Linked DNA regions of Homo sapiens: regions 1, 2, 3, 4, 5 and 6 are each linked to region 7. Evidence: chromatin loops called from intact Hi-C (ENCODE). Cell type or tissue: PC-3. All regions are shown on one strand. Links, peaks and the distances in the headings refer to the core of each region. The heading gives the core; the rest is flanking DNA.

Region 1 (4,327 bases), core at 1-4,000, 750 kb before region 7:
ATATAAATATAAATATATATATGTATAAACTTCCCCCTGTCTTTCTCTCCTCTCTTTTTTTTAATTTTCTATAATAAAGTTTCCTATTGGATAAGGTCAGCTCCCTGATTTATGCCTGGTTCCTATTGGAAGCTCACAGGGGCTGACATCACTTAGGAAAGCGAAGGGGGTAGGGCTGCCAGATCAGTTTGTCACCACCCAGGCTCCCTTGCCTTTGGCTGGGTGCAACTTCCATTTTAGGTGTTGGATCTGAGGGGGAAAAAAAAGAGAGAGGGAGAGAGAGAGAAAGAAGAGCAGGAAAGATCCCGAAAGGAGGAAGAGGTGGCGAAAAATCAACTGCCCTGCTGGATTTGTCTTTCTCAGCACCTTGGCGAAGCCTTGGGTTTCTTTCTTAAAGGACTGATTTTTAGAACTCCACATTTGAGGTGTGTGGCTTTTGAAGAAAATGTATGTACTGACGGGAAAAGGAGGATAAGCAAGTCGAATTTTTGTCTTACGGTAACCGGAGGGAATTAAAAAACGGGAGAGTCTGTTATGCTGATGAGTAACTTTTAAGCAATTATTTTTCTTTTCTACTTTCAGTACTTTGGCGGGGGAGATTTTGGTATTTTATTATATTTAAAAAGGTAAAATATACAAGACCTAGAAACAAACTTCTAGGTCTCTTTAATACAGGAAGCTGAATAGATCCAGAGGGGTAAGAGCAGGTTTGAAAATTTACATTTTGGTGTGTTCTTTGATTTTATTTATTTATTTTTCTGGATTAAGCTAACATATTTCTGTTTTCAGAGCCCAAATCAAAAGTTGGTTTTTTGGCATGTTGCATGTGGGTTGGGAAAGAAATTTGTCCGTGTCGGAACCCAGTTATACCGATGGTTCTTCATATGTTTAAAACTTTTTTTTTCTTTTATCATTGGATTTGTGGAAGTGGAAAGTTGCAGGGAGCTTTGCAGTGTAAATGGTATTGTTTTTCCCCCAGAGAGTTTGAACGGCCCGTATCGGTTTCAGCCCTGCTGTTCCTGGGTGGATCCCTCTTACTTTTCCAGGTGCGGTGGGTGGGAGCCTCATTCTCCTGCTAGATGTAGTCTCCCTTCTTTGGCTTATAAAAGAAAACAAATGGAACCATGTTAACTGAATTGCCATCTCCTTCTTCCTTCTAAACTACCTTTGATAGCAAAGATTTGTGGAGGTGTTTGTTAAATCTGCAAATACGATAACGTTTGGTTTATGTGTTTAAAGGGATAAGGAAATTCTAATCATGCTTTTTATTTCACCTGAGTAAAGTGGCAACATACCTGAAAATATTTTCAGCTTTTTGCACTCTGAAAGGGCCAAGGGTGGAATAAAATTAGGTTTAGAAAAACCATTTATACAAAGTTTAGTGTTTAAAATACATTTCAGAAAACAAGGGAGATTTTTATTTTTAAACCAACCTGAAAGTTGTTTTTTGGAGTTGAATTTATTGTTTAGTTAATTTACCATGAAATCTGAAATCTCTTAGAGCTGAAGGCCCATGACTGTGCTTTCATATCTTATATTTAATCTTAAGATTTGTTTTGTTTTTGCAAATACATTCTTGCAAAAGTACGGATTCTAGATAATTATATAGCCAACTCATCAGTAGCTGAAAAACTAGGGTATTCTCTTCTCTTTTTGAAAATGTGAATCCGCCTGAAAATTATAGATGCTGTCCTAATTGTAACAAGATGGGCTTTAGTGTGTAAGCTGCTCATTAGCTTTAAACTGGTATGGATCTTTAATAATCTGATTTCGTTCTCCCCTCACCCCCCTGCCACAAATTTTTTTAAGACTAGACTTCCTTGAATTTCTTTTCTAGAATGAGGGTATTTCTTGAAAGACGATTTCATCCTTGTGAAGTTGTGGCTTCAGGAGGAAACAGAACTTTGTTCCTCCTTCAAATACAACCTAGGCAAAGGCTGCAGGAAATTTTTGATGTCTGAATCTCATAATTATAACAAGTACAGTTAAAAAGAAAGAAAAAATACAATGTGTATAGGCTGTTGAACTGTAGTTCTTGTTTAATATTTTCCAAATTTTCTTTCAAATGTTCTCTCTGCCTTGACTCCAGCCTGGGGAGGTTTCTTGGATCTTTAGAGTGTTGGTCATGTTGCTTCCAGAGTGTCTGTTTCCCACTCAACCTTTAGGGGGAGGGATGAGGGAATCTGAAGGAGGAGTACAAAGGCAGTTTGAAAATAGGTTCTGGATGACTGAGTGGTGGTGATTTGGGTCTAGCTTTAAATAGTGGGCTTTGTGTAGCTGAAGTGAGCATCCTAGTTAACCTAGTGTCCAGGACTATTTCCACGAACTAAGGGTTGTTTTGACTGGTGTGTAGTACAGAGCCTTTGGGGTGATAAGATGGAAGATTTGTCTTTTACCTCACCTCCACTGGTTCTTTCAGGAATTATAAGGGATGCAGATAAGTAAATCTTTTATTTTTTAAATTTTTTGTTTTGCTCATTGTCTTGGTTTTGGGGTAAAAAATGATGATAGGTAAGTATGAGCTGTTCAGATATTTCTTTCCTTGTTTGCCTCCTATGTACGGTTGGTTTCTTTGTTATGTGAGTAAGGTAGTGGTCTGTGTTCCAGATTGCGGGGCGGGGGGGCGGTTCTCTTTTAGGTGGTTGGAGTTCTAGTACCTTTCTCAGGGTTCCAGCATGGACAGTCAGAGAAGCTCCAACATGTTCTCTGAGCTAGGGTAAAATTGAGACTATTGGTGATATTAACAAAAAGAAAAGCACTAAGTAATTACAATCCAGCCTTAGGTTTATGAAGTAGCTGCTCTCCAGGGATGAATGAGATAGGATGGATGCAAATAAATTAAGCATAGATCACTATCAATTGGAATAACAAAATGATTAGCTTTGTATAATTTATCTCCTTCTATTTTGGTACCCTGTTAGTAACTGCCAAGGCCCTCATTCCCCCCTACCTCCCCACACCTTGTTTTTAGTGTATTCTAAGCATTTTGCATAAACTATTAATTTCCCACCACTGGTTTTTTTGTTTGTTTTGTTTTTTAAGGAATTTGACCCTCAGAGAAGCTGAGGTTTGGTGAAAATCTCACTGCCTGTAAATGGTTGAGGCCAGGATTAACCCTGGTCTGACTAACTACAAAGTCCATGGACTTAACCACTAATATACTGCCATTCTCCAGAGAGAATGGAAACAACAGCTCGAACTAAAACGAGCCCTTGCTAGAGGCAGGAGTGTTTCATCTTGGCACAGGGGCAGTACTCACTTAAATTTCCAACTCCCTCCAACTCCCCACTACCCTTGTTGGGATAATGTATGCAAAAGATCTATTTTCCATAGAGCCCATGGGGAGCTGGATGTGCTAGAATGGATATTATTTTAATCTTTAGAACGAGAATCTTTCCATATCCATATGCCCACCATTGCTGTCCTAATTTCTTAAACTTCCTGGAATTGTGTCACACGTTGTTTATCAGTAAAATTTCTTCTTCCAGAGAATTTGTTAGGTATGTGGTTTGGAATGATAGGATATCATCAACTTGCAGGGACAGGCTTGTAGGAGGTAGTTCAGATATTCTTGTCTTTCCCTCTAGACTATGAGCAGCTTGGGTGTAGGTACTGTCTTATCTCTGTATCTTTTTAGCACCTGTCTTAGTGTTTGGTACATACTGAGGTGCTCAGTAAGCCTTGGTTAAATAAGGCATTTGATGAGAATCAGTGAGGGACTGATTTGTGGGGAAGGCTTGAAAGGAAGCAAAACAACATAGATTAATCAAATTGCAATGTACTTTTGCAACTTTTACTGTAGTCTGTAGTTTTAACCTTTTATGCGTCTCCTCCCTTAATTTTTTTTTTTTTTTTTTTTTTTGAGACAGGGTCTTGCTCTTGTCATCCAGGCTGGAGTGCAGTGGTGAAATCATGGCTCACTGCAGCCTCAAACTCCTGGGCTCAAGTGGTGCTCCCACCTCAGTCTTCTGAGTAGCTAGGACTATGGGTGCACACCACTATGCTTGGCTAATTTTTGTGTATTTTTGTGGAGATGGGGTCTCTCTATGTAGTCCAGGCTGGTCTCAAACACCTGGGCTCAAGCCATCCTCCTACCTCGGCCTCCTAAAGTGCTGGGATTATAGGTGTGCCCCACCACACCTGGCCCTCCCTTATATTTTTAAGCAAAGTTTCTAGAGATAATGGAGGATTTAAAATTTTAGCTTTTCTTTAATCCTGTTCCTTTCTTGGCAAGTGGTACAAAGAATAGTATAAAAAGTAAGGATCTGGCCTGGTGCGGTGGCTCACGCCTGTGATCCCGGCAGTTTGGGAGGTCCAGGTGGGTGGA
Region 2 (4,353 bases), core at 162-4,161, 380 kb before region 7:
CTTTATTAATAAGTCTTCTAAATTAAATGTGTCATAATTGCCTATCTGTTAAGATTAGAAGGATGTATATCACAGTGTCTTATATAATATTTATAACATTATATAACAATGTTTTATATAATTTTATAAATATAAAAGATTTTTTCGTTTGTGGAGGTTTCTCCTTTACCTAAGAGTTTTGAGCATTCTGACTACCCTTGAGTTTGTTCAACAGCATGTGGTATGTTAGAAGGAAATCTCACCAGCGTTACGGCAAGATTGGGGGTTAGTTTTTTCTTTTCCTGTGGTCACCTAGACTTTCAGGGTATGGAGTCTCAGAATATGGTGTTCAATGCCCCCAACACTCACGAGCTGTCCAATGAGGAGTCTCAATACTTTTCAGGGTATTGGGGTGGCTTATAGGCCTCTCCCACTTGAGAAACTTTATAACAGTTATTTTTCTTCTTATTAACTCACCCCAAGGGAACAGTATAAAAAGGCAATATAAACTTTGATTTCAATTTAAAAAAATACCTAGAGTAGAAAATTCTGGAAGGATATTAATAGTATTAATAGTGGCAAAACTGCAATTACTTTTGCACCAACCGAATGCTAGGTCCAGTTCTGAGTGTTTTATATGTATCATCTTCTTCAACTTTCTGACTATCCCAGGAGGTGGGCATATAGAAGTGATATAACTCACTTAAATCCACAAGGTAGAGCAATCTACTTGCAGAGCTTATGTTTTAAATAACTCTGTTCTAGTGTATTTCCTCCAACTGTTAACAGTGCTTGTTGGAATGGTTCAATGGTTTAAATTTCTTCTTTTAGACTTTGACATTGTCCAAATTTTCTATATGAAATAATTTGTATTTACAATCAGCTAAATTACACTAGGCCACACAGGATAGTGGTTAAGAGTAAGGAGTCTGGAGCCAGCCTCCCCTAGTTCCAGTCTCAGCTCTTCTTCTTACTACCTGTGTGACCATGAGTGGTTACTTCACCTTTCTGAGCCTCGGTTTCCTCAGTTGAGGCATAGAATAAAAATAGTATCTACCCTATAGGATTGTTGTAAAGACTCAATGAGTTAAACAGAGATAGAAAAAATATGATGTGCCAGACATTGCTCTGGGTACTTTATCTATAGTTAATTAAATATTAGCTGAATAAATGAGTGAGCAGATTGCTGGGACCTCACACAGTCACATTTCACTCAGGCTCTGTAAATGAGGTTGGTCAGAAAGGGTCACCTTGGGTTGATGACAACTCCTCAAAGAGCAGAACACAGAGGTATCTCCCTCATCCCCAGGGTGAGGTTGGATTATGGAGGAGGCCGCCAGACAAGATGAAGGTTGAGTGAGGAGAGATTGAGAAAGCAAACTTTGCAGAGGCCCTTTTCTGAAGATTTCTTTCCTCTGGGCATTGGAGAAGCCTAATTAGAAGCTTAGGGCTGATTAGAAACCCCAGTCAGTGGCAAATCCCTTTGCTCCAGTCTTCTAATTGCCTTCCTGGAGTGAAGGATCCAGTCTAGGATAGGGCAGAGCTCCAGCTCCTATTAATCCAGCTCCCCTGGATGCCAGGCCTGTGAGTTACAGGTGCTGAAGATGTCTATTTATCTGGGCCTCCAAAGCCCCACTTAGACACCACATTCTACCTGCGCTCAGCCCAGCCTTCCAGACTGGGGAAGGACCTTTTGGTCCTGCTGAAGGTGAGCATGGCCATAGTAGATCAGAGAGAAAATGCACTACAGACCAGACTGGAAATGTACTTGATAATCTGAACTTCAGTTTCCTCTAACATAAAATGGGTTTTTCTCTTTGTTTCTTTTTGTTTTGTTTTGTTTTGTTTTTGGTATTTCAGAGAATTTAATAGAGGAGATTGGTTACAGAATGAAAACACTGGAGGAGCAGAAGGGATAGATGAGCTCATGCAGAGATTAGCTGCAGCAGGAGGGCTGAAGGCATAAGGGGAGATGGTGTAACCAGAGTCCAGGCTCTCTGTGCCACAGACAGGCTGCTGCTGGATCTTCTCCCACTCCCTCTGGCGCTCAGGGTGGGGTCAAAGCTACATGTGATTTTCTGGGAGCACAATGTGCTGGGACTTAATACTTTCGCTTCTCCCTTGCAATAATGCGAGGCACTTAGCATCTTTGTGTCTTGGTTTCCTTATCTATAACATGGAACTGATAATGCCTTGCATACCTACTCCACGTGATTGTTTTCAGAATCAGAAGACATAGAAAGGTGAGATCACATGGAAAAGTGGGGAGGCTATTTACATGTAATTAGTTACATTGAGAAAGTGGAAGAGCAAGCAGCAACTCTTATTGAATTTCTAAGAAACTTGTAAAATGCTGGCAGGTGTTGGGAATGATTCAGCATGACGCCATTGACGTTATAGAGAGAGCTAGAAGCAACAGGTAGGGTCTAAAATAGAACAATCTCCTTTGTGGATGAGTAATTTCCCCATTTTTGGAATTGTTCAGTTCTCATAGGTGTAATTGGTCAGAAGGGGTCACTGCTAGCTCCGAGATCAGCCATCAGTGATACCAGAGAGGATATTTCTGCTCTGGGTGGCAGTGAAGCCTCAGATTCCTGCAGTTCAGAGTCCATCAAGCTACTTTCTGTGAGTGCTTGACTGAGCTTAATTGAGATCTCTCATTTAGAAGCTGATTGGCTGAGAAGCTCTAAGGAGGTTAGGGATGAAAGGGCCCCAGCCAGAATTAAGGAGGCCTGATGTCCATGCTCATGCTTTGCAAGGCTTGTTCTACCTAGGAATTTCCATCACTGAGGCTCTTCTCCCTAATCCCCCTTGAAAGAAGAGAATTTCATCTGCTTCCATCAGTGTCTGAGAGGCAGAGAGCACTAGTAGCTCTGGTCATCAGAACAGCTGTGCTAAGACTCTGAAAGGAGGAGCATCCCAGATGGCAGAGACAGCGCCTCACCAGGCTGTAGGAGACCTAGGCTCTAGTCATCCCCAACCTTTCCCATTGGCTCTTTGTATGTGGACAATCCCTCCTCATCTCAGGGACTCTCTTACCTCATCTCTAGGATGGGGCTGATGCTACTTTATCTTCCTGAAGGCAGGTGAGTGGAACTGTGACCTGTGGACTCTAAGTTCCAAGAGTCTACTGCATAGTTAGTCTTGAGAGCAGATGGGTCAGAGTGAGAAGGCACTGGGGAAGGAGAAGTGTAAGAGATTTAGGGTCAGCACTTGAGCAGACTTTATATGCCCTTCTAGAATTTTATTACAGGATTGCAAAATGAGGAAGAACCTCAAGATTCCAACTTTTCGTGTCTTTCTCTGTGACCTCCTGTCTTCAGGCAGGGCATCCATATCCCTATGGCAACTTGGTAAGGGATTTTGTGGTATGGTGGAAAGGGTCTAGGTCCCAATTCTGGCTGCTTTTCTTCCTAGCCATATGACACTTGGACATGTCAATTGACCTTTCTGATTCTCACTTTCTTCATCTGAAAATGGGCTGTATGGAGAATAAATGAAATAATGGGTGCATAATGTTCTAAAATATGGGATTATGGAAGTAATTTGTAATTTTTTGGGAGAGGGAATTCACATCTTCCCTATGTGCAACAGAACCAACCTTTGTTGAACACTCAATATGTCACCTCATTTCATCCCCACAACACTCCTGTGAGTTAAGTGATGTCATACCCATCTTATATATGAAAGAATTGGAATCCAGGGAGTTTAAGCAACTGGCTGGGAATTGACCCTGCTGTGATAGAGCTTCAAAGCATTCGGGCTCCTTGAGACCATGCTGGTTCTGCCTTTCTGCTATTTTCAGTGCAAATGTATTGCCAGAAAATATTTCTCTTATGTCTTTGTGAGTTTTTATTCAACTAGAAAATGGCCAACTAAAGTTTTTTTCCAAACAAGATTTTGAGGGAAACAGACTGCTCTTCAACAGAGGCTCTATTTTCATCTCTCGCTTGAACTACTTATCTACCTGAACACAGACAGCATGTGGGTGGAAGGAGCTGCTCTAGTTTTTCACCATTTAAACATTCTGAGTCCACTGAAGTCCACCCTGACACATTGAATAGCAGCCAAGGCATCTTGTACCTCATTCCTTTTCCCTCTTTCTTCTTTAAGTCAGCACAAGCAGATGATACCAGTTTGATTTTAGTGGCAGAGAGAGAATCACTGTCATCCTTGCCTGTTTAGTTCTATATATTTGTCACTACATCCACAGTGTCCAGAATAGTGCCTGGCACAGAGCAAATAGGCAAAGACTTTATACATCTTTGTTGCATAATTCCAGCCAAGAACACTGGCTACATAACTTTGGGTGCACTGCACAACCTTTATGACTCCCCATTTTTAAATAACTTTAAACCTGACCTGGAGGTTCTA
Region 3 (4,353 bases), core at 158-4,157, 230 kb before region 7:
GCAAAGGAAACAGTCCACAAAGTGAAGAGAGAACCCACAGAATGGGAGAAAATATTTGCCAACTACCCCTCTGACAAAGGATTAATCACCAGAATATATAATGAATTCAAACAACACAATAGCAAAAAATCCAATAGTCTGAGTGAAAAAAGGCAAACTATAATTTGGAGATCATGGCAGATGGGAGGCAAGACTAGATTTCAGCTCCCACTCAGACAGACAGGACAGCGTGTGGAGTCTCGCATTGTGAACTTTTTCTCCAGAACGTCTGCAGGAATACACTAGGAAAGCCAAGAGAACCCACAGATCCTCTGAAGGAAGTGGATTGCTCCTGCAGGACCTGGGAGACACCCCAAATACTGTGAGTGCCCAAACTGTGGAAGTGGGAAAGGGAGATCATCTGCCCCTGAACACACACACCCCACTGGGGAATCTGAGGTCTAGATTATGTGAGAAGATTCTGACCTTACTGGGAACGGAGTCAATTTAGAGAGCCAAGCAAAATACAGGGGTAGAGGAAGCAGCAGGAAAATCCCTGTGAGCTTGCTGGGTCCCCTAGCAAGCCATTTCTGCCTCACCTCTCAGGGGTCTTTGAGGAGGGCTGCCAGAGGCACTGGGAAGTGTCCTAGGGAGGAAGAAACCTCCAGCTGAACTTTGTAACAATTTGAACCCATAGAGAAGTCTCCTGGCCAGAACTTTGGGGAGGGCGTGAATCCAGCATGCAGACTCCATAGGCCAGAAAAGAAGGAAAGCCATATTTGCTTTCACAGCTGGGAGGTGGGTGGCCTGGGGCAAGTTATCAGCCCTGCTCACCCACTGCCTGGAAACAGACTCAGTGCTGTTGGCAGGGGCACAGTGGGAGTGACACAGGCCGTTTGGGGTGCATGGGAGCTGGGTGAAGCCTGTGACTGCTGGCTTTCCCCCACTTCCCTGACAACCTGCAGGACACAGTAGAGGCAGCCATAATCCTCCTAGGAACACAACTCCATTGACCTGGGAAGCTTTCCCCTATCTCCCACAGCAGCCACAGCAAGACCCATCCAACTAGAGTCTGAGCTCAGACATGACTAACCCTGCCCCCACCTAATGGTCCTTCTCTACCCACCCTGGTAACTGAAGAAAAAGGTTATATAATCTAGGGAGTTTTAGGGCCCTGTCCACCGCCTGTTCCTCCCCATACTACTACAGCTGATGCTCTCTTGAAAGTGCCACCTCCTGGCAGGAAGCCAACCAGCACAAAATGTGCACTCATCAACCAAAGCTTAGAACCCTCACAGAGTCCACTTCACACCCTTGCTACCTCCACTGAAGCAAGTGTTGAGAGACCCGCAGGTGGTTCACATCACAGGACTCTAAAGACAACCCACAGTACCAGCCCAGAGCCTGGTAGACTTGCTGGGTGGCTAGATCCACAAGAGAGATAACAATCACTACAGCTCAGCTCTCAGGAAGTCACATACCTAGGAAAAGGAGGAGAGTACTACATCAAGGAAACGCCCCGTGGGACAAAAGTATCTGAACAACAGCGTTGAGCACTAGACCTTCCCTCTGACAGAACCTACCCAAATGAGAAGGAACCAGAAAGCCAACTCTGGAAATATGACAAAACAAGGTTCTTTAACACCCTCAAAACACCACACTAGCTCACTAGCAATGGATCCGAACAAAGAAGAAATCCCTGATTTACCTGAAAAAGAATTCAGGTTAGTTATTAAGCTAATGAGGGAGGCAACAGAGAAAGGCAAAGCACAATGTAAGGGAATAAAAAAAAATGATATAAGAAGTGAAGGGAAAAACATTCAGCGAAATAGCATAAATAAAAAATCAAAACTTCAGAAAACAATGGGCACACTTACAGAAATGCAAAATGCTCTGGAAAATCTGAGCAAGATTTCAGGTCCAGGAAGACTGGTGAGCAGGTGTCAGAGAGACTTGGTGGGTTGTCATCAAGTAGGACTACCCTTGAACCTGTGCAAAAGAGACACTAACTTGGTGAGCTCCTTCTCAAAGGAACATATAGGGCCACAGCTGGCTCTTACTCATAAGCACCATCTACTGGTCTTTAGGCCAGACTGCACAGCCCAATATAAAACCTGCCTAGGAAAGTGCATAGCCTAAGACCCTATCCAGCATATTCTACAGTCACACACCCTAGGAAGGGGAGGAAATGTCAAGAAAAAAATATATAAAGAAACAAACAAAAAATCCTATCTGCATGAAAATAATTACGAATATTAGAAGTGTCAGTCTTTCCAGATGAGAGGGAAGAAGTGTAAGAATTCTGAGCTGTGAAAAATCCAAATGTGACGACACTATCAAAGGATCACACTAGCTCTCCAGCAATGGTCCCTACCCAAAATGGAAAGTCAGTAATGACAGATAAAGAATGCAAACAATGAGATATCATCTTACACCAGGCAGAATGGCTATTATTAAAAAGTCAATTTTGGTGAGGATGCAGAGAAAAAGAATGCTTATACACTGTTGGTGGGAATGTAAATTAGTACAACCTCTATGGAAAACAGTATGGAGATTTCTCAAAGAATTAAAAATAGAACTACTATTAGATCCAACAACCCCACTACTGGATATCTACCCAAAAGAAAAGAAATCATCATATGAAAAAGATACCTGCACTCATATATTTATCACAGCACTATTATCAATAGCAAAGATTTGGAATCAACCTAAGTGTCCATCCACAGGTCAATGGATAAAGAAAATGTGGTATATATACACAATGGAATAATATTCAGCCATAAGAAAGGATGAAGTCATGTCTTTTGCAGAACATAGATGGAACTGGAGGCTATTACCTTAAGTGAAACAAATTAGACCCAGAAAGACAAATACCACACGTTCTCACTTATAAGTGGGAGAGAAATAATGTGTACAGTGGGCATACAGTGTTCAATAGCAGACACTGGAGACTTGGAAGGATGGGAGGCTGGAAAGGGGGTGAGGGATAGGAAACTACGTAATGGATAAAATATTATTTGGATGATGGTTACACTGACTGCTCAGACTTTACCACTGCACAACCTACCCATGTAAGAAAACTGCACTTCTACCTGTTGTATTTATACAAATAAAAAAGGAGAAAAAGATTATTTCTTAGTCAAATTACTTGTTTAGGGGCCTTTAAGGAAAACAACTTTGCATCCAACAGTTGGGCTGCACTGTGAAAAAAAAATTATTCTTCAAGGACACAGTTTATAGAAGGCTACAACAAAAGACATTTAAAGGCTATTCTGCTATCTATATTATGATGGAGGTCTTTGCAATCTGTGTCATAATGATTAACTTTGAGAATTTTACTGTAGTCAGTGATACGGTTTGGATCTGTGTCTCATCGAAACTCATGTCAACTTCTAATTCCCAGTGTTGGAAATGGGGCCTGGTGGGAGGTGGTTTGATGATGGAGGGTGGATTTTTCATGAACGTTTAGCAACATCCCCTTGGTGCTGTTCTTGTGAAAGTGAGTGAGTTCCCATGAGACCTGGTTGTTTAAAACAGTGCAGCATCTCCAGTCAATGGAATATTGGAGTATACATGTCAAAATAAAGACCAGTATTACCCTTTAGGAATATTCTTGGTGCTCAAAATAATTTTCCAACAAATACAAAGTTCCCTAAACACCGTCCTCTGAGCCTCCTGTTTCAAGTTTATTCCCATTATGTCTGTCATAGCAAGGTTCAGCCCAAGTCCCAAATTCTTACTGCCCTGGAAAACTGAGACTATATTTATATTTTATATGCAAAAAAGGAGGCTCTGATACCTTGGCTTGGATAAAGGAACAATGGAAGACATTTAATTTTCTTTTGTTACTTTCCTCTGTTACTTTAAAAATAACTCCCTTATTATGGTTTTCCAGAATTTGAAGAAAGCATACATATTCACTCAACATGCCACAAAAATTTCATAGGTTTTGAGCATGTACCTGCCCAGATATTATCTTGCCATATTAAAGTCTGCTAATTTAAAAAATGTTTGTTCTTATTATATTTATCTTTTTCTCATTTTCCTTGGTATAGTAGATCTTTACAATGGAACATATGTTTGATATGTACTCTTTGAGATGTGACTATGACTCTAGGTGATAATTACACAATCTTAAGGTTCACCTATTTAGAGTTTGGTTCACCGTTGACTGATGATTAAACATATTTATATGTAATATGATGTGTCCATCACTGTTCTAAGTTTTGGGGATACAAAGATGAATAAAACAGGCAAGATTCACATTATATCTAGTGAAACAGATGATCAACAGGTTAAATAAGTACATGAGATATTATCAGACAGTGATAAACTCCATGGAGAAAATACAACAAGTTAATGGGATAGAGAATG
Region 4 (4,353 bases), core at 144-4,143, 710 kb before region 7:
GGGCTGGGCCCAGGGGTAGAGGCCCCATTATCTAAGACTGAGTCACTCACCTTTCAGGTGTCTTGGATAGCTAATCCAACTCCCATGTGACTCATTTTTATTCCTACAGGAGCACCAGACCTCGGCTGGTGCAACCTAGAGCAGTGGTAGATAACAGCCTTCATTGAAGCAGTCTGTCCAGGGTGTTGGCTCTACTGCAAGTCTGCTTTTTCTGACTTCCTCATTAGTAAAGAGTGATTGGACCCAGATGGGTGTGGGTGGCCAGGTCATTCTCTGCCATCCCTAGTTGTGCTAGTTCACATAGAGTTTTGGGCCTGGTTCTTGGGTTTGTTCCAGGGTAGCACTGGACTTGGAAACCTGCTTGACTAGCAAGCATATTTGCTGCTTCCTGTTCCAGGCTAGAAGAGTAATACAAGGTCAAACTTAAACAGTGAGGCAGTGATTAGTGGAAAAAGCACTGAACCCTGAGACCTTGGTTCTAGTTGTGCCTTTGCCACTAGCTAAGTAGCCTCAAGCAAGTCATTTGGTCTTCCCAGGCACAGCTTTGTTTCTTGTAAAACAAAGGAAAGAATGTCCAATCCACTGCCTTTGTATAGAAAAGGATATAGGATAGAGTTATCTGGAAATTTTGGTTATGGTAATTGTTCTTATAATTTTGTATATTAATAATAGAGGTTAAACATGTTCAATACAGAGCCTGAAAAACCCAGAAAAGCATTACCATCTATTGATAAAGAACCACTGTTAACATTTTGGTGCATATCCTTTGAGTTTTTTTAATTATACATGTAACTATATCCTATTTTCCCTCTACTAAAATGGAATCTTAACATACTGCTTAATAGCCTACTTTTAAGCTATCTAAGCTATTCATTTTGTTTCCGTGTTTTTTTTTTTTTTTTTTTTTTTTTTGAGATGGAGTCTTGCTCTGTCACCCAGGCTGGAGAGCAGTGGTGCGATCTGGTATTATACCCAGGAGGCTTTTTGTTCCATGCATGGTATTTTATAATGTTAGTAAATACTTTTCCTTAATTTTATAGTAAGCAGAAAATTTTTATGGTTGGGGTGGATGCAAAAGTGATACATAATAGTTTAGAAGACAACCAATTTTGTTTTACCAGCTGTTTGGGCATTTTTAGTACCCCCTTCTTGATTTGAAGGGTTTAATCTTGACCTTTTTTTTTTTTTCTTCGAAATAGAGTCTCGCTCTGTCACTTAGGCTGGAGTGCAGTGGCACAATCTCAGTTCACTGCAACCTCCACCTCTTGGGTTCAAGCGATTCTCTTGCCTCCGCCTCCCAAGTAGCTGGGATTACAGGTGCCCACCACCATGCCCAGCTAATTTTTGTATTTTTAGTAGAGATGGTGTTTTTCCATGTTGGCCATGCTGGTCTCGAACTTCTGACCTCAGGTAATCCGCCCACTGCAGCCTCCCAAAGTGCTGGGATTACAGATGTGAGCCACCATGCCTGGTCCTGTTTCCGTGTTATTTTAAGACCATCTTGGTCATGGTTTACTAAATGCTTTGTCCATCTGAATCACTGTTGCATAGTTGATGTTGATACCTGTGAGGCAGGCCTTCTGCTCAGGGCAACCTTGAGTATTTGTTGACAGTGGGAGTGGTTTTGTAGAACAAACAATGGCTTATTTGGAGAGCTCCACACAATAGATTATCCTCTCCTGTGGGAGCCAGAAAGAGATGAGCTCACAGATAATGGGTTTCTTCCTTCCTGGTAGTTACGAATAAATAATAGTGTGACAGACTCACCCTCTAGTGGTTGTTGGTAGTACTGAAACAGGAAGAATTGTCTCCTGGTTTGATTTTTCTTACTTTCAATTGCTTTCTCTGTTCCTAGTGGCTGGGCTTCCCAAATGTGATGTTGGTGAATAGGCTTCATTTTGAAAGAGCTGGAGGTATTGTCTTTAGAAATTGGAGGATGGAATCTTACCTCTTAACACATTTGTTGAGTAGCAGACATGACCTTGGAATGACTGTGAAAATTACTTTTCAAGTTTATACCTCATCAGTACCAAAGCCAGATCCTCCTGTGATGTAGCAGGAAGCCCTTTATTAGTTTTTCTCTATCAATCCATCTTTTATAATTTCCAAAATAGGATAAGGAGAAGCTTAAATATGAAATGTATTTAAAGGTCTTATCCTACCAGTTGTTTCCTGTGTGTAAATGCCTAATTTCCTGTTTGGTTAAGGAACTGTTCTCAGACTTCTGTGGCATTGAGTCAGTTGCTTTGGTTAATTCTGTTCTCTGAGAGTTTATCCTGATCTCTACCTAGACAAGTTAATAACTGTCAGATATCATTCAAATAAATGATAAGTAGTAAGGATTTGGTTCTTTCTTTTTGATTAGCCTTTCCTGAATGCTTGTTACTTTCTAAGCCTGCAGACTTCAAAGAAAAAAATGTAGTTTTAATTAAATTGCAGGTGTTTTTAAAATTATTACCTTTTATTTTTACTAACCCATTGAGGAAAATTGATCAGTATATTATTCATGCAAAGGAGAGATAAGATGAGCACACTGAAACTCCAGTTAATCCTCCTTTGCAGATGAGGGTAATGGGAATGTCCAGGAAGCTAGCCATAATGACTTGATGTATTCTCTTGGTTCTTCCAAAACTTCTCAGGAGCTATGAAGACATGATTGGTGAGGAGGTGCCATCGGATCAATACTACTGGGCTCCTTTGGCCCAGCATGAGCGAGGAAGTTTAGCAAGCTTGGATAGCCTGCGCAAAGGAGGGCCTCCACCTCCTAATTGGAGACAGCCAGAGCTGCCAGAGGTGATCGCCATGCTTGGATTCCGCTTGGATGCTGTCAAGTCCAATGCAGCTGCATACCTGCAACACTTATGCTACCGCAATGACAAGGTGAAGACTGACGTGCGGAAGCTCAAGGGCATCCCAGTACTGGTGGGATTGTTAGACCATCCCAAAAAGGAAGTGCACCTTGGAGCCTGTGGAGCTCTCAAGAATATCTCTTTTGGACGTGACCAGGATAACAAGATTGCCATAAAAAACTGTGATGGTGTGCCTGCCCTTGTGCGATTGCTTCGAAAGGCTCGTGATATGGACCTTACTGAAGTTATTACCGGTGAGTTCTAGGCCTAAGGAAAATTGCTAAGTCAGTGTTACTCTCTAGTGATGTTGAGAACTAGAGGGATTTCCAGACCTTTTACTTTTGATGAAAGGTTGTGAACTGGTGGCTGTGGGTCAAATCCATCTCACAGATTTGTTTGGATCACACAGCATTATTGAAATTTTAAAGAACTGGTTGCTGATGTTTAAAATTCAGAAGATTTCACTTAAAATTCCAGATTCTTGGCTTCTATTAAAAACGTGGAAGAGTTGTTAACAATGGATCTCTTTTCTTCCTTAGCAGTATTTGGTCTGAACTGATTGGAGCATGTGCTCTCTAATTTACACTAATCTCCAACACATTCTATTATCTGACCAACTACAGCTGTTTAGGAAGTTGTTTCCCAAACATGGAGCTGTCAACTGCTATTTTTTCACATGCTTGTAATTTCTTTTAATTATCTTCCTCTCTTGACTCACCGGCTTGACCCATATAGACATTTAAGCTTGTGGTTCTTGCTTTATTTAGAGCAGTAGTTTTTCAGATTGTGGGTTGTGATCTATTTGTGTGATCCGTTAGTGAATAAAACAAAATTTTGTGGAGCATAATCAGCATTCCAAGGGAAAGGAATAAAGAAAAAGTAGTATAGACCATTGTTTCTCAGTTGTGGGCCATTTTGCCTGCCCTGCCCTGAGGACATTTGGACATTTGCAGTGTTGGAGATATTTTTGGTTGTTATAACTTGGAACAGGGGAGAGGGAGTGCTACTGGCATCTAGTGAGTAAAGGCCAGGGGTACTGGTAAACATCCAACAATAGACAAGACAGCTCCTCATAACAAAGAATCATCTGGCCGAAAATGTCAGTGGTGCTGAGGTTGAAAAACTCTGGTATAGACAGATCGGAGAGCATTGAGCATTGCTTATAGTTTTGTTTGTTTTTTTTGAGATGGAGTCTCGCTCTGTCACCCAGGCTGGAGTGCAGTGGCACAATCTCAGCTCACCGCAAGCTCCGCCTCATGGGTTCACGCCATTCTCCTGCCTCAGCCTCCCAAGTAGCTGGGACTACAGGTGCCCGCCACCACGCCCGGCTAATTTTTTGTATTTTTAGTGTTAGCCAGGATGGTCTTGATCTCCCAACCTTGTGATCCGCCCGCCTTGGCCTCCCAAATTGCTGGGATTACAGGCGTGAGCCACCACACCCAGCCTGAGCGTTGCTTATAGTTAAACATTGTTTGTTTCATGATCTGTATGTTTATTTTGAGCT
Region 5 (4,353 bases), core at 154-4,153, 690 kb before region 7:
GTCTTGAACTCCTGACCTCAGGTGATCCATCCACCTAGGCCTCCCAAAGTGCTGGGATTACAGGCATAAGCCACCATGCCTGGCCCATCCAGGTTATTCTGATGTATGTGGTCAGTTAACTGTGACTTAAGGGACTGATCTAGTGACTTGCTTAAGGTTATAGCCTCAAAGTGGAACCCAGGATTACTGGCTTCAACTCCACTGGCAGTAATACTAGCATGGTGAATGTAGACAATATGATGTGGTGATCACCATTTTAAGAGAGCATTCATAGAGGAAACTTTATCTCAAAGGAATGCATTGCTTTCAATAGAGTTTGAGATAATGGTAAGTGATAGGTTGGTGTGTGGTATCTGGGTAGGAGAAGCTTCTCATCCTGAAAATCATATGTAGGTAATGCTCAGGTTGCTGAGGCAGGAAGCTAGCCCTTAATTTGGGGTCCTGTAGGTCACAGAGAATCCCCTGGAATTGCCGACTTTGACTTAAGTGTCACTTCTAGCTACAAAGGGTATCTCAACTGGCGAGCAAGTGGCCCCATTGGCTAAAGCCAAGGAGACCACATCTGGAAACTTAAATCACTCTGGTAGCTTCCAGAAAGAGCTACCTCAGGAAAGCTCAAAAAAGAAACAAGATAATTGTTAGGAACAATTTTTTTTCACACAGCTTTAAGACTGTTCTGTTGCCTGTGTCACTTAAAGCATTAGTTCTTCAACTGATCCATCCAGGATTTAGAGACAGACATGGATGAAGAGAAAGCTGGAGGAGGTAAGATAGGTTGATTGGTCTGCATCATTTTAACCTGACATTTTTCTCCTTTTATGCAGTGTAAAATGACCATGGATAGCTATCCATGAATGGACTAAGAGCTTTACACTTGTTATAATTGTAGGAGCTATAAGCATGTGGCAACTAGCTTTAAAATTTTTTTTTACCTGAGAAAAAGTGCTATACTTATCTCCATATACTACTTTATTTTTTAAAAAAGACAGGTTATTCCACTTTTATTGAGGACACAAAAGTATTACTACCCTGCTGTCTTTTCCCCCAGTATCTCTAGTGCTAATGGACAGTGCCATAAGACATTTATGCCTGAGGAAAAAGAAATATGGGATATTTGTGGTGATGTTCCAGTCAATTACCCAATTTTTGTCTTCACCTCAATTCTTTTTTTTTTTTTTTTTGAGGTGAAGTTTCGCTCTTGTTGCCCAGGCTGGAGTGCAATGGCATAATCTTGGCTCACTGCAACCTCCGCCTCTTAGGTTCAAGCAATTCTCCTGCCTCAGCCTCTGGAGTAGCTGGGATTACAGGCATGCGCCACCACGCCTGGCTAATTTTGTATTTGTAGTAGAGACGGGGTTTCTTCAGGTTGGTCAGGTTGGTCTTGAACTCCCAACCTCAGGTGATCTGCCTGCCTCGGCCTCCCAAAGTGTAGTGATTACAGGCGTGAGCCACCATGCCTGGCTCACCTCAATTCTTCTTTTCCTTCCACCTTAAAGGCAGGCTTAGCTTTGGTCTTACAGTTCACGCGTTGGCAGAATCGGGGCAGGGGGAGTGCGTTGGTGTGCGTATTTGAAACTAATTCAGGGCTCTGTTTTTGGCAGTATGCTGGATTAGATAATTCTGAAAAGTCCTTTCAGCAGAAGCAACCAAGATACTGGGTAAATATATTTATAAAAAATACTTTTAAACATATTGCTGAGCAGGCACGAAAGTAAGGAACCTACGGCTCTTCAAAATGAAGCAAAAGCTGGAATCCTAGGAAGTAACTGCCAAAGCCAGCTTTTCCTCAGAATTTTTGCCAAATTCAGCAGACCATAACCTTCTATTTTAGTGATTACACAAAGTATGGGCAACAGGAAATGAGAAATCTAGTAGGTTCCCTCATAAAGCTGGACACCCTCAGTGTAAAGGTGAACAAGAAATAAACACTCCATAGAAGGGCGCAGCAAGGAACTCATTTGTCTCAACCTTAGTGGCACATGGAAACTATAGAATATTTTCCCTGATGATTTATAACCACAAATGGCCTTCTATGGGCTTTCAGTCCAAACTTAGGCTACCTGTGTGGTCCAAAAAGCTTAACTGGGGAATTTAAAGTGGTACTCATTTGTTTATGCTTCCAGGTGATTTTCAGAAGCAAATGCAATTCCTCTAAGGCCTCAGAACAATTCCCATAGATATACTTTCAAGGCAAATGAGTGCTCTTGCCCAAAAATTATAAACTGAACAAAGAAATAAGGCACAATGAGTGAAAAGACAGACACAGAAGCTGATCTTTTAAATACTTCAGATGTTGGCATTGTTGCACAGACTATAATGAAATAACGATTAATGAACTTTTTGAATTAGTGGAAAAACCTTTTTGAATTAGAAGTGAAAAATACAAATTTGAGGTAAGAAGTCAATGCATGGATTAAATAGATTAGACAAATTGAAGGAGGATTTGTGAATTGGAAGATAAGAAATTATACAGAATGCACTCCAGATAGAGAATGGAAAATAGGCAAGAGGTTGAGACAACAATGGAATAAGATCTAATAAACATTATTTGGAACATCAGGAGATAGGAGGAGGCAATATTCAAAGAGAAATTTTTTAGGGTTGGATGAAAGGCACCAAACCTCAGACTTAGGGAGCCCAGTGAATCTCAAGCAAGATAAACCAACTTACCTAGTACATCAGGGTGAGATGCAGAAAACCAAAGAAAAGATTGTGGGCATCTGGAGAGAAAATACAGACTACCTGTAGAAAACCAGCCAGATGGTGACTTCTGTGTCAACAATGAAAGCCAGGAAACAGTGAAATTTATCTTCATCATGTTAAGAGAAAAAGGAACTTATTATGAAAGCTTACCTGAGGTGACACTTTTTAAAAAGCTACTAAAAACATTTTCCGACAAAAGCAGAGTTTCCACTTACAAAAGGATGTCCTTGAGGTGGAAGGAAAATGATCTCAGATGGAGAATCAGATGCAAGAAGGAACACTGAACGAAATTGCTAAAGCCTTCACTGTAAGAGGAGTGTGTAATTTATGGGAGAGAAATACAGACTAGAATTAAAATGCTGGACAACAATAGCATGTAAAGTTGAGGGAGCAATTACAACACTAATTTTCGGGTTCTTCAGGAGGAAAGTAAAGATACTGATAAGACTTGAAAAACTAAATAGATTGGTACAGAAGTAATTGCATTGAAATGGCAAAAACTGCAATGACTTTTGCACCAACCTAATACATATTAGCTGGAATAACCACTAAAGAATGAATATAGGACATATAACTTCCAAACAAGTAGAGAGGGAAGAAAGCAAAAGGAGTATGGGCAAGGTTAGTACTGGTGCTGCATCTGATGGAACAAGCTGAGCCTGCAGGGCAGTGGTGGTAGGTAGTGGTGAAGCCCCCACCTTTATATCACAGCACTGGGTATAGCGTGTGGCAAGTTAAGTAGATGTGTGCAGCAAAGAGCAGAGTGAAGAACAAGAATAGGGACAAAGGGAATAGCTCCAAGACAATTTCTATAAAAGCAAAGTTAAAAATTGGCTGGTAAGTGAGTTGGTCAGCCTGGCTTAAAGACACAGTCAGTACAAATGCTTTCATATTTTGCTGATGAAATTGCAAAGTCTTCTGTAATCCCAGCACTTTGGCAGGCCGAGGTGGGCGGATCACGAGGTCAGGAGATCGAGACCATCCTGGCTAATGCAGTGAAACCCCATCTCTACTAAAAATACAAAAAATTAGCTGGGCGTGGTGGTGGGCGCCTGTAGTCCCAGCTACTCGGGAGGCTGAGGCAGGAGAATGGCGTGAACCCGGGAGGCGGAAGTTGCAGTGAGCCGAGATCATGCCACTGCACTCCAGCGTGGGCGACAGAGCAAGACTCTGTCTCAAAAAAAAAAAAAAAAAAAATTGCAAAGTCTTACTTGTCTGAGTATCCTCCCCATATCCTAAAAGGGTTTGACCCAGAGTAGGGCTGGACTGAAGCTGGAGGCTACCCTTTGACATGAAGATGTTATCATTTTTAGGTACCACTGGCTTTAGAGTAGGAGAGGTCACAGGGAAGCATTGGGCTATTCAAGCTCATCTCTGGGTCATCATTTCCTGGGCACTAAGAAGGGCTTACTCAGGGGCATTGATTCAATTTTGAATTGGTAGTGCATTACAATGTCACACATTTGCAACAGACATTTCTCTGTCCCTTATGGTGCACTTAAAGCATATCTATACTAGTGAAACAAGCTTAGATTTATATATGGGATCAAGATGTACTATCTACTGTCTTATTCAAATGCCTTTTGCTTTAATCTTTTATTTATTATTTATCATTTTTATTTTTTGAGACGGAGTCTTGCTCTGTCACCC
Region 6 (4,353 bases), core at 285-4,284, 120 kb before region 7:
GGATATTTTCCAATACCCCCAGTGGATGACTGAAACTGTGGATAGTACGAAATCCAATTATCATCAGTATAAACATGTTTCTGTTCATGTCTTACACCCCAAAATTTAATGCCTTTTTTTAAATCTTAACTAGCACTTACAACACGCTATGGCTGTAACTTTTGTAGTGTGAGGTGTGGCAACAAAACTAGCATGAATTCATTTTTCCTTCTTCACAGTTTCACAGATAGAAGATTCATTTTTACTGTAGATCTGAGAAACTTCAGCATACAATTTGTTATTTTTCCTTGTTAAGTCAAGAACTTTCACCTTTTTAAGTAAAGGAAGCACTTTATGACTTTGCTTTGGCAAATCTAAATTGCCAGCATCACTATTTTTGCACTTTGTGGCCATTTTTTTAAGTAAAATAAAAATTACTCCAACACAAGCCCTGTGATACTCTGACAGTCGATCTGATAACCAAGAGAGTGACTAAACTACATGCAGGTAGCATATCTGGATAGGTTGGACACAGGGATGATTCAATTTCCAGAAGGAAATTTAATATGTTTGCATTGCAGCTGACCTCAGGTAACCAAACTTCAGAAAGTGAAACACTGGGTGAGGGGGAACTACTGCCTATTGATTATAAAAACTTATCTTGCTTCTTGAAAAGAAGGAAAAGGCATTCCTGAATTGTGAGTCTGCAATCAGAAATTTATCCCTGGAAGAACACATAAATAATATTGGAGAAACTTCTCTCATTTACTGGTTAAAAGATTCCAAGATTCCTGAGGCACAAAGAAAATAGAGACAAGATCCTTAACATGTAACTAGAAAGCCTGGCTTTAAGTCTTATATGTACTGTGGATTTATCTGTGTACACAAAAGAATTATTTATCTTCTATTCAGCTCGGTTTCCTTATTTGTGGAATAAAAATAATAAAATTAAAAATTCCACATACTTTACAGAATTGTGTCTGCCAAATAGCAAATAAAGGTGAGTTTGGAAAGTACTTTAGTAAGGTGTTTTCCTTTCAACATTAAGCAACATAATATTTTTCTTGGGGTGTTTTTCCTGCCTGTGGTTGCAGACCCACTGTAAATGCTCAGTTTGGAGAGAGGCTGCTGTGTAATAAAAGAATTAGCTTAGCGTCATTTCAATAAATGTTGACTGGAGGCTCTGCTCAGAGTTTTGTCTCTTTAAAATAATGTCATGTGGGTTCACAATGGAATTTCAGAGCCTAATGAAGGGGAATCAAGAGAAAATTATATGCGCATGGAGCTCTCTGGGGAATAGGGTTCCTATGAGGGCAATCGCTTCTCCTCATCCTCCTTATCAAGGAACAAGCAATTAAACTGCATGCAGGGACATAGTGAAGTATGTTGTTTAGCACATATGTATATTTGGAGTGTCTACTGTCATTTCTTTTTCCCCCTCATTTTTATTAAGGTCTCATTTATAAAAAATCAAGAGTGGCTTGTTTAATTATTTGTTATGATTATTGATATTTGAAATCTATTTCTGAAATTTTATTTTATATTCTGCCTACCATGTTTTTATTTTGTTTTTCACCTTTCCAATTTTTAGGTGTTACAACTAAATATCGGGCTACTAGAAATTTTAGGAGATTGATAAATAATATCTTTTTTCCTTCCTTTTTATGATGAATAGAAAAATATAACATAGTTGTATAAGGCAGAAGATTAAAATCTGCCTTAATCCTGGTAAGCCATTTCAAAATTTTTTCAGATCTTTAAGCAGAGGGCTTCTTTTATTCTTGGAATTACTTTCCTGCAGCAAACACTGTTAGTACTTTACCCACTCTCCCCTGGTATTCATTGCCCCTGTGATGGCCAAAGCATATTATTAAAAATTATTAATAGTCTGTAATTCTTGAGCTGAGGGCTTATTTTGCAGTACAAATATGATCAGCTCACATGTGAGTCATTTCATTCCTCTGGCAGCTGTCATCAGTAAATGTCAGAGGAAGTAGAGCCAAAAATTCTCCAGATTCCTTACTTTCCAGATGTTATCTGAGGATTCTTTGTACATAGTTCTTAGTACAATGGAACTTCAGATGTCCACAGATGTTACCTATGCACAAGGGAAACCCTGTATTGACTTTTCCTTCTTCTCTCTTTCCTGCTACCTTACCAGTGCTTTCTGCTATTAACCCCCAAATAAACTACTTGGATTTAAACCACTGACTCTGGGTCAGCTTTTAGGGAATCTTATTTAATATGTATCCCGATTGTACATCTCCCCTTTGTGCTTTTGTACCGGCAGGCCCTATCTCATTATCCCTATCAAAACGCAGGACAGAAGAACAGACAGCAATCTTGCTGCAGATAAGCAGGACCAAAAACAGAAAAGCAGAGTTCTAAAACATGTTCTATTTTTTCTTCTAAATTCCCCAATGTAATATATAGCATCTCTTTCCTCTTATTGAAACATTTTCACTGTAATTCTGCACCTGTGAATTGTAAACTTTATTTTTTTGTAAATTTGATAATGTCTTGATTTGCCTTCTTATTCAAATGGTAGTTCATCTGGGTATAGAAATCCGAATTGATATTTATTTTCCTTGAGACTTGAAGAAATCAGTCTACTGTCTGCTGACTTCTACTCTTTTTTCATATAAGAAGACTAATTTCAGGCTAATTATTATTTGTATGTTTGTCTCTCTGACATCTAAAGTTTCTGCTTCTTGTATTTGCACTTTCACAAAAATGTGAATAAATTAATGTATTCATTTATTCTACATGCATTTTTTTCTACCACATGTCAATGCAAATATGCATAAAACCAGAGCAAAAACAGGCTCCCAGGAGGAGTGCTCAGGTGCCCCCCAGTGATGGAGGATAGAGCAGAGTGATCCACAGGGCCTCAGACCAACAGCTCCAGAGCTCAGAGGGGTGAAGCTGGGCTGTATGGCCCTTTTCTCGGGGCCTTGGTCGTGCATGTGGTGCTGGCTGTGGTACGCAGGGACAGGGTGATCCTCAGGCCCCCAGTGGAATGCTTGGGTGTGTGTGGCAATGGTTGCTCAGTGGTCTTGCTGGGTTCTTTTCAGTTCAGTTGGGCAGCATGTGCTTTAGCCCCAGGTGGCGACCGTGGGTCACTATGCACAGAGGCCCTGCTATTGAGGTGACCAGGGTGCAGGATCACTGCCAATGGCTTGTGATTTGGCCCTGGTGGCAGCAGCCAGCAGTGGGACAGTGGTTTTTAATAATGAAAGAAGGAAAACCCAAAGGCTACATATCGTCATTCCATTCATACAACATAGAAATGTAAAAACATCAGTGATTTCCAAGGGTTGGGGGAGTTGGAAGTGGTTGTCTATAAAAAGCATGCAAAGGGAAATTTTAGGATGAATCATATTTTCTATGGTGCTCTGCTGGTGAACATATGCCTGCATTTGTCCAAACTCATAGAACTACACGTAGCAAAGACTGAATGTATCACATACAAATTAAAAATGATCAACCAAGAGTACAGGGGAATTCCAGAATTAAACAGACTGTGAAAAAAATCTAATTTTATTATAAATGTATGACTTTACTTCACTGAAAGGAGATGGGGGTGGGGGGGAAAGCCAAGCTAAGTAATGTGGAAAAACAATGTGCTAACCAGAAGCCCTAAAGCTAAAAATAAATCATACAAAAATACCGTACTTTAATTGCTAAAGTTGTTTCTCATGGAGGTATGGATTAACAATTATAGAACTGGTTTACTCCTATGCTGGAGGTGGAATAAACTGAATTAAAGTCAGAGACATAGGGGAGGAAAAGTTTCCTCAACCCTCCTAGGGTTCCTGGCTAGGTCTGACATAAAACTGACAAAGACAGACTAACAGGGGAAAAGCATAACAGATTAATTTAATCAAAATTCTATGTGACATGGAGCCTTCAGGAATGAAGACTCAAAGAACCAGAGAAAATTGTTTGTTTTTCCAGAAAATTGTTTGTTTTTTTGTTTTCTCATGGAAGCGTGACAGCATGTAGAAATGTGACTGGACAAGGTATATGACCTAATGGTAATAGTGAGAAAACCCAGCAAGGCCTGTCTCTTCAGATTCTTCTTGGCCTCTCTGTTGTAGCATTTCTTCCTTCCATGTATCAGGCAGGACCTCTCTGGAATGAGAGTCAATTATTTTTGTAACTTTTATTGTAGGCTTGGGGGTACATGGGCAAGTTTGTTATATAGGTAAACTTGTGTCATGGGGGTTTGTTGTACAGATTATTTCATCACCTATATGCTAAGGCTAGTTCCCAATAGTTACTTTTTTCTGATCCTCTCCCTCCTTCCATCCTCCACCCTTAAGTAGGCCCCAGTGTCTTTTGTTCCCTTCTTTGTGTCCATGAGTTCCTATC
Region 7 (4,353 bases), core at 249-4,248:
AGTAAGAGATTTCCTGAGGCTATGTGATAAAAGTGTAAAGACAGTTCAGCTGCCGCTGCAGTTTGCTTGAGACTGTAAGTGAGCCATATCAAACTGTGTGAAAAGGCTGATATCAGCTAGAAGCTAGTGTCTATGTAGATTTGGGAGCCTCTGAAGGGGGGTTCCCTAAGGTCTCAATTCCAATCCAGGGCTCAGCAACATACAAACAAGCAATCAAAACACCACTTTCCTGAGGGAACTGAAACATTATTATGATATGGAGGTGCCTCAAAGATCCCTTAGGGGCCACAGGGGAGTCCTGGTTCTCCTAGTCACAGGCTAAGATTATTGATGAGCAAATTCTATCAAAAAATGCTTTCAAAGGAGCTTGAGGATCCAGCCACTGCACAATCAGCCCACAGATTTCCTGTGAGTATTGGGAGTTGGCTCTTTATCTAAGACTAAATGGGGAGAAATTTTCAAAATGTCAGATTATAAATGATAAATTGCATCAGAATCTCCATTTTCCCAAACCCAGCTCTGTCTACAGAACTCAGAGTTTCAAAGAGCTCTGTGAATCAAAACACTTCCATGAACTTTTTTCCCAGTCAACTTGGTTTTAAATGAATTTTAACATGGAGCCTACAAGAAGCAAAGGATTTCTTTATTTCAGCTCTTGATACATTTATATGTATATAATATATATTTATATAATATATAATATAGCTTCCTATGTTTCAAGCCCTTCATTCAGTATATATTTGTATGTGTTATTTCACTTAATGTTCATATAACTCTATGAGAAATATATATTTTTTTCAATTTTACAGATGTGAAAACTTCTGTACATACCTAGCACTTAGATCTTTTTCTAATATTATTCTCTAATAAAAGAAACCAGGGCTCCTTCGAGAAATGGCTGGTTCTAGCACTGGAGCAGGGAATATACCAGAGAAGCCTGGAGCATCTTGCAATTCCAGAAAGTGAGGAAATGCTCAAGCCTGTCTGACCCAAATTCTATATATTTATACTCTGTGCTCTACTGCTTCTCTTGGGAATAAATGTGGAAAAGCAGAGGTGCTCTCAGAATCTACAAAACAATATTTCTCTTAGATTCTCACAAATGCATGTTCCACTACAGTCAGTTACAAAAGTAGAGCTTATTTACTCACTTTTTCTTTGCTCTCATGAAAACATTTCCAAGACAAAGCCCCCTGTTAGAATAATTATTTTTAACAAAAGAAGACATACAAAGTGGCCAAGCAAGTGGCAAGCTAGGTGATAGAAGTCCAAGGATATTTTTGCATACTCTTGGAATTTTGTAGCATCTAATCACCTGACCCACATGTCCAACTCTGAAGACTTAGGTTTCTTCCTTATTATTTATTTGACCAATAAAACAACCAAGGAAAAAACTAGAGAAAGAAAGAGGGAAAAACGGGATAAGACAGATAAAGAGAGAAAGGAAAGAAAAGAAAGAGGGGAGGGAAGGGGAGAGAAGAGGAAGAAAGGGAGAGGAACAAGATGAGGAAAGAAGAGAAAACTTCACCTGTAGCATCAAGACTCTAACCACTGAGACAATCTAGCCTATATATCTGGCTTTATAAAATAATTTAGTACTCTTCTTTATCAGTGTTTAATATTCTAAAAAATTAAATAGATAAAAATGAAGACTATCAACATGGTGAAGTGGGGTGGTTCTTGGTTTTGGCAAGTAAGAGGCCTAGAATTAGCCACTTATGAATGGATAATAGATGAATCATTAATCTTTTTGAACCTCATCATTTCTTAATGGCACCCAATATATCCTCTTTCTTTTCCCTCCAAAGACTCTTAATTCCTGGGAAATACTTCTGCTTTTCCACTTTGATGCCTCCAGTGTCTTCACTGTTTGGTCTCCTCACAAGATCAGGTTGACTCTTCACCTCCAAACAGTTACAGCTTGGGGTTTTAAAAAAACTAAAAGGCAGAAAAGGGCCAATTCTGACTTTTGGATTACTTCAAGGCCAGATACCAGGATCTGTCCATCCATATTTGAGTTAATGCTGCCATCTTGAGGCTATCCCAAGCTTTTCACCTAAGGAGCCGTTCCCAGCGGTGGGGCTGGCAAAATGAAGACTTGTCTTTCTTGCCGCAATGACAAGTGAGTTCATACAGGAAAAATGCTTTGGAATTACAGGAAGAATCAAGAAACTACCCATCTGCCTAAAAGGTTAATTTCATGGCCACATAGAATGGTAGCACCTCTTAGGACCCTGGAGATCTCCTACGTGTTATGGTACACCAGGCACCGCAGCCTACAGGTGAGACTTACAGTCCTGGAGCCAAATGCATGGGTTCAAATCCCAGCTCTCCCTTCTAGTTCCTGGAGGGACTCTTGCAAGTCACTTAGTCTCTCCATTCCTCTATTTCTCATTATGGGACTGTTGAGAATTAAAGTTAATCAACATAAAGTACAAATAAACTTTGGAGATACTGGGGGTTTGGTTTCAGACTACTCCAATAAAATGAATATCACGATAGAGCAAGTCACACAATTTTTTTTTTGCTTCCTAGTGCATATAAAAGTTATGTTTACACTATACTGGGTCTACTAGCATTATGTCCAAAAAATGTACATAATTTAAAATACTTTATTGCTAAAAAATGATGATGATCACCTGAGCCTTCAGTGAGTTGTAATTTTTTCTTTTGCCGGTGAGGGGCCTTGATGGCTGCTGACTGATCAGGATGATGCTTGCTGAAGGTTGAGGTGGTTGTGGCAATCTCCTAAAATAAACCAACAGTGAAGATTGCTGCATCGATTGACTGACTTTCTTTTCTTTTTTTTTTTTTTGAGATGGAGTCTCTCTCTGTTGCCCAGACTGTAGTGCAGTGGCGCAATCTTGACTCACTGCAACCTCCACCTCCCAGGTTCAAGATATTCTCATACTTCAGCCCCCTGAGTAGCTGGGATTACCGGCAAACGCCACCAGGCCTGGCTAGTTTTTGTATTTTTAGTAGAGATGGGGTTTCACCATGTTTGCCAGACTTGCCAGGCTGGTCTGGAACTACTGACCTCAAGTGATCCACCCACCTCGGCCTCCCAAAGTGCTGGGATTACAAGCATGAGCCATCGTGCCTGGCTGATTGACTTTCTTTCATGAAAAATTCCTCTGTAGCATGAACTGTTGTTGATAGCATTTGACCTACAGTAGAACTTCTTTCAAAATTGTATTAAGTCCTCTCAAACCTTCCCAGTGCTTTATCAACTAACTTTATGGAATACTTGAAATCCTTTGTTGTCATTTCAACAATGTTCACAGCCTCTTCCCCCAGAGTAGATTCTATCTCAAGAAACCACTTTATTTTCTCATTCATAAGAAGCATTTCCTCATCTGTTCAAGTTTTGTCATGAGATTGCAGCAGTTCAGTCACATCTTTAGGCTTTACTTCTAATTCTAGTTCTCTTGCTATTTCCACCACATCTGCAGTTACTCCCTCCACTGAGGTCTTGAATCCTTCAAAGTCATCCAAGAGAGTTGAAATCAATTTCTTCCAAACTCTTGTTAATGTTAATTACATGAATTCATGAGTCACAAAAGTTTTTAGTGGTATCTAGAATGGTGAATCCTTCCAGAGGTTTTCAATTTACTTCACTAGATCCATCAGAGGAATCACAATCTATTGCAGTTATAGCCTTACGAAATGTATTTTCTAAACAATAGGACTTGAAAGTCAAAATTACTCCTTGAACCATGGGCTGCAGAATGGATATTGTATTACCAGGCATGAAAACCACATTCATCTCCTTGTCCATCTCCATAAAAGCTTTGAGTGACCAGGTACATTTGTGAATGAGCAGTAATATTTTGAAAAAAATATTTTTTCTAAGTAGTAGGTCTCAATAGTGCGCTTAAAATATTCAATAAACCATGCTATAATCTAGTCTTTTCCGTTTATAGAGCACACGCAGAGTAGATTTAGCATAATTCTTAAGGGTCTTAGAATTTGCAAAATGATAAATGAACATTGGCTTCAATTTAAACTTACCAGCTTCATTAGCCCCTAACAATAGAGTCAGCCTGTTTGTGGAAGCTTTGAAGCCAGGCATCAATTTCTCCTTCCTAGCTATGAAAGTCCTAGATGGCATTTCTTTCAATATAACGGTGTTTTGTTTGCATTAACAATTTATCGTTAGGCTGGGCATGGTGGCTTATGCCTGTAATTCCAGCATTTTGGGATGCTGAGGTAGGCGGGTCACCTGAGGTTAGGAGTTTGAGACCAGCCTGGGCAACATGGTGAAACCCCATCCCTTTCCAAAAAAAAATTAAAAAAGGAAAAGAAAAATTAGCAGGGTGTGGTAATCCCAGCTACTCAGGAGGCTGAGGCATG

The links. Hi-C counts contacts between places; a loop is a spot of excess contacts. Peaks named below come from ENCODE experiments on the same cell type or tissue, not always from the same donor. Only the 100,000 strongest peaks of a DNase experiment are listed, where the experiment ranks them.
Region 1: a loop joins it to region 7, with 5 times the contacts of the local background. A loop is called at or near these places in 17 of 110 quality-filtered maps.
Region 2: a loop joins it to region 7, with 6 times the contacts of the local background. A loop is called at or near these places in 6 of 110 quality-filtered maps.
Region 3: it touches region 7 in a loop (2.9-fold over the local background); 8 of 110 quality-filtered maps call a loop at or near these places.
Region 4: it touches region 7 in a loop (7-fold over the local background); 32 of 110 quality-filtered maps call a loop at or near these places.
Region 5: it touches region 7 in a loop (7-fold over the local background); 29 of 110 quality-filtered maps call a loop at or near these places.
Region 6: a loop joins it to region 7, with 7 times the contacts of the local background. A loop is called at or near these places in 3 of 110 quality-filtered maps.

Annotation. Positions count from the first base shown.
Region 1 is chr11:57,761,622-57,765,948 of GRCh38, forward strand. CTNND1 (catenin delta 1) reads left to right here and starts at 181. Exons shown (of 21, transcript NM_001085458.2): 1 at 181-498. The region is part of intron 2 of TMX2-CTNND1 (TMX2-CTNND1 readthrough (NMD candidate)); the gene reads left to right. In PC-3, for the core only: a CTCF peak has its summit at 2,179; DNase peaks (open chromatin) are centred at 180 and 2,160; H3K4me3 peaks cover 3,837 bases; H3K27ac peaks cover 1,368 bases.
Region 2 is chr11:58,131,421-58,135,773 of GRCh38, forward strand. All of the region lies in intron 2 of OR9Q1 (olfactory receptor family 9 subfamily Q member 1), which reads left to right. Among named protein-coding and RNA genes, the nearest start is that of OR9I1, 8.1 kb to the left of the region's middle. In PC-3, for the core only: CTCF peaks have their summits at 2,512 (motif pointing right) and 2,770; a DNase peak (open chromatin) is centred at 2,391.
Region 3 is chr11:58,284,408-58,288,760 of GRCh38, forward strand. No RefSeq gene overlaps it. Among named protein-coding and RNA genes, the nearest start is that of OR10W1, 18 kb to the left of the region's middle. In PC-3, for the core only: a CTCF peak has its summit at 2,062 (motif pointing left); a DNase peak (open chromatin) is centred at 2,054.
Region 4 is chr11:57,799,094-57,803,446 of GRCh38, forward strand. CTNND1 (catenin delta 1) reads left to right here. Exons shown (of 21, transcript NM_001085458.2): 7 at 2,640-3,103. It overlaps TMX2-CTNND1 (TMX2-CTNND1 readthrough (NMD candidate)), which reads left to right. Exons shown (of 21, transcript NR_037646.1): 8 at 2,640-3,103. Among named protein-coding and RNA genes, the nearest start is that of CTNND1, 39 kb to the left of the region's middle. RefSeq lists an enhancer at 1,420-1,659. In PC-3, for the core only: a CTCF peak has its summit at 1,789; DNase peaks (open chromatin) are centred at 188 and 1,648; H3K4me3 peaks cover 847 bases; H3K27ac peaks cover 2,093 bases.
Region 5 is chr11:57,820,672-57,825,024 of GRCh38, forward strand. No RefSeq gene overlaps it. Among named protein-coding and RNA genes, the nearest start is that of CTNND1, 61 kb to the left of the region's middle. In PC-3, for the core only: no CTCF peak of the experiment used is centred there; no DNase peak of the experiment used is centred there.
Region 6 is chr11:58,392,427-58,396,779 of GRCh38, forward strand. No RefSeq gene overlaps it. Among named protein-coding and RNA genes, the nearest start is that of OR5B3, 12 kb to the right of the region's middle. In PC-3, for the core only: no CTCF peak of the experiment used is centred there; DNase peaks (open chromatin) are centred at 565 and 1,995; H3K4me3 peaks cover 1,520 bases; H3K27ac peaks cover 3,039 bases.
Region 7 is chr11:58,511,912-58,516,264 of GRCh38, forward strand. It overlaps LOC105369313 (a long non-coding RNA gene), which reads right to left and starts at 2,814. Exons shown (of 5, transcript XR_007062673.1): 1 at 2,640-2,814. In PC-3, for the core only: CTCF peaks have their summits at 2,043 (motif pointing left) and 2,243; a DNase peak (open chromatin) is centred at 2,060.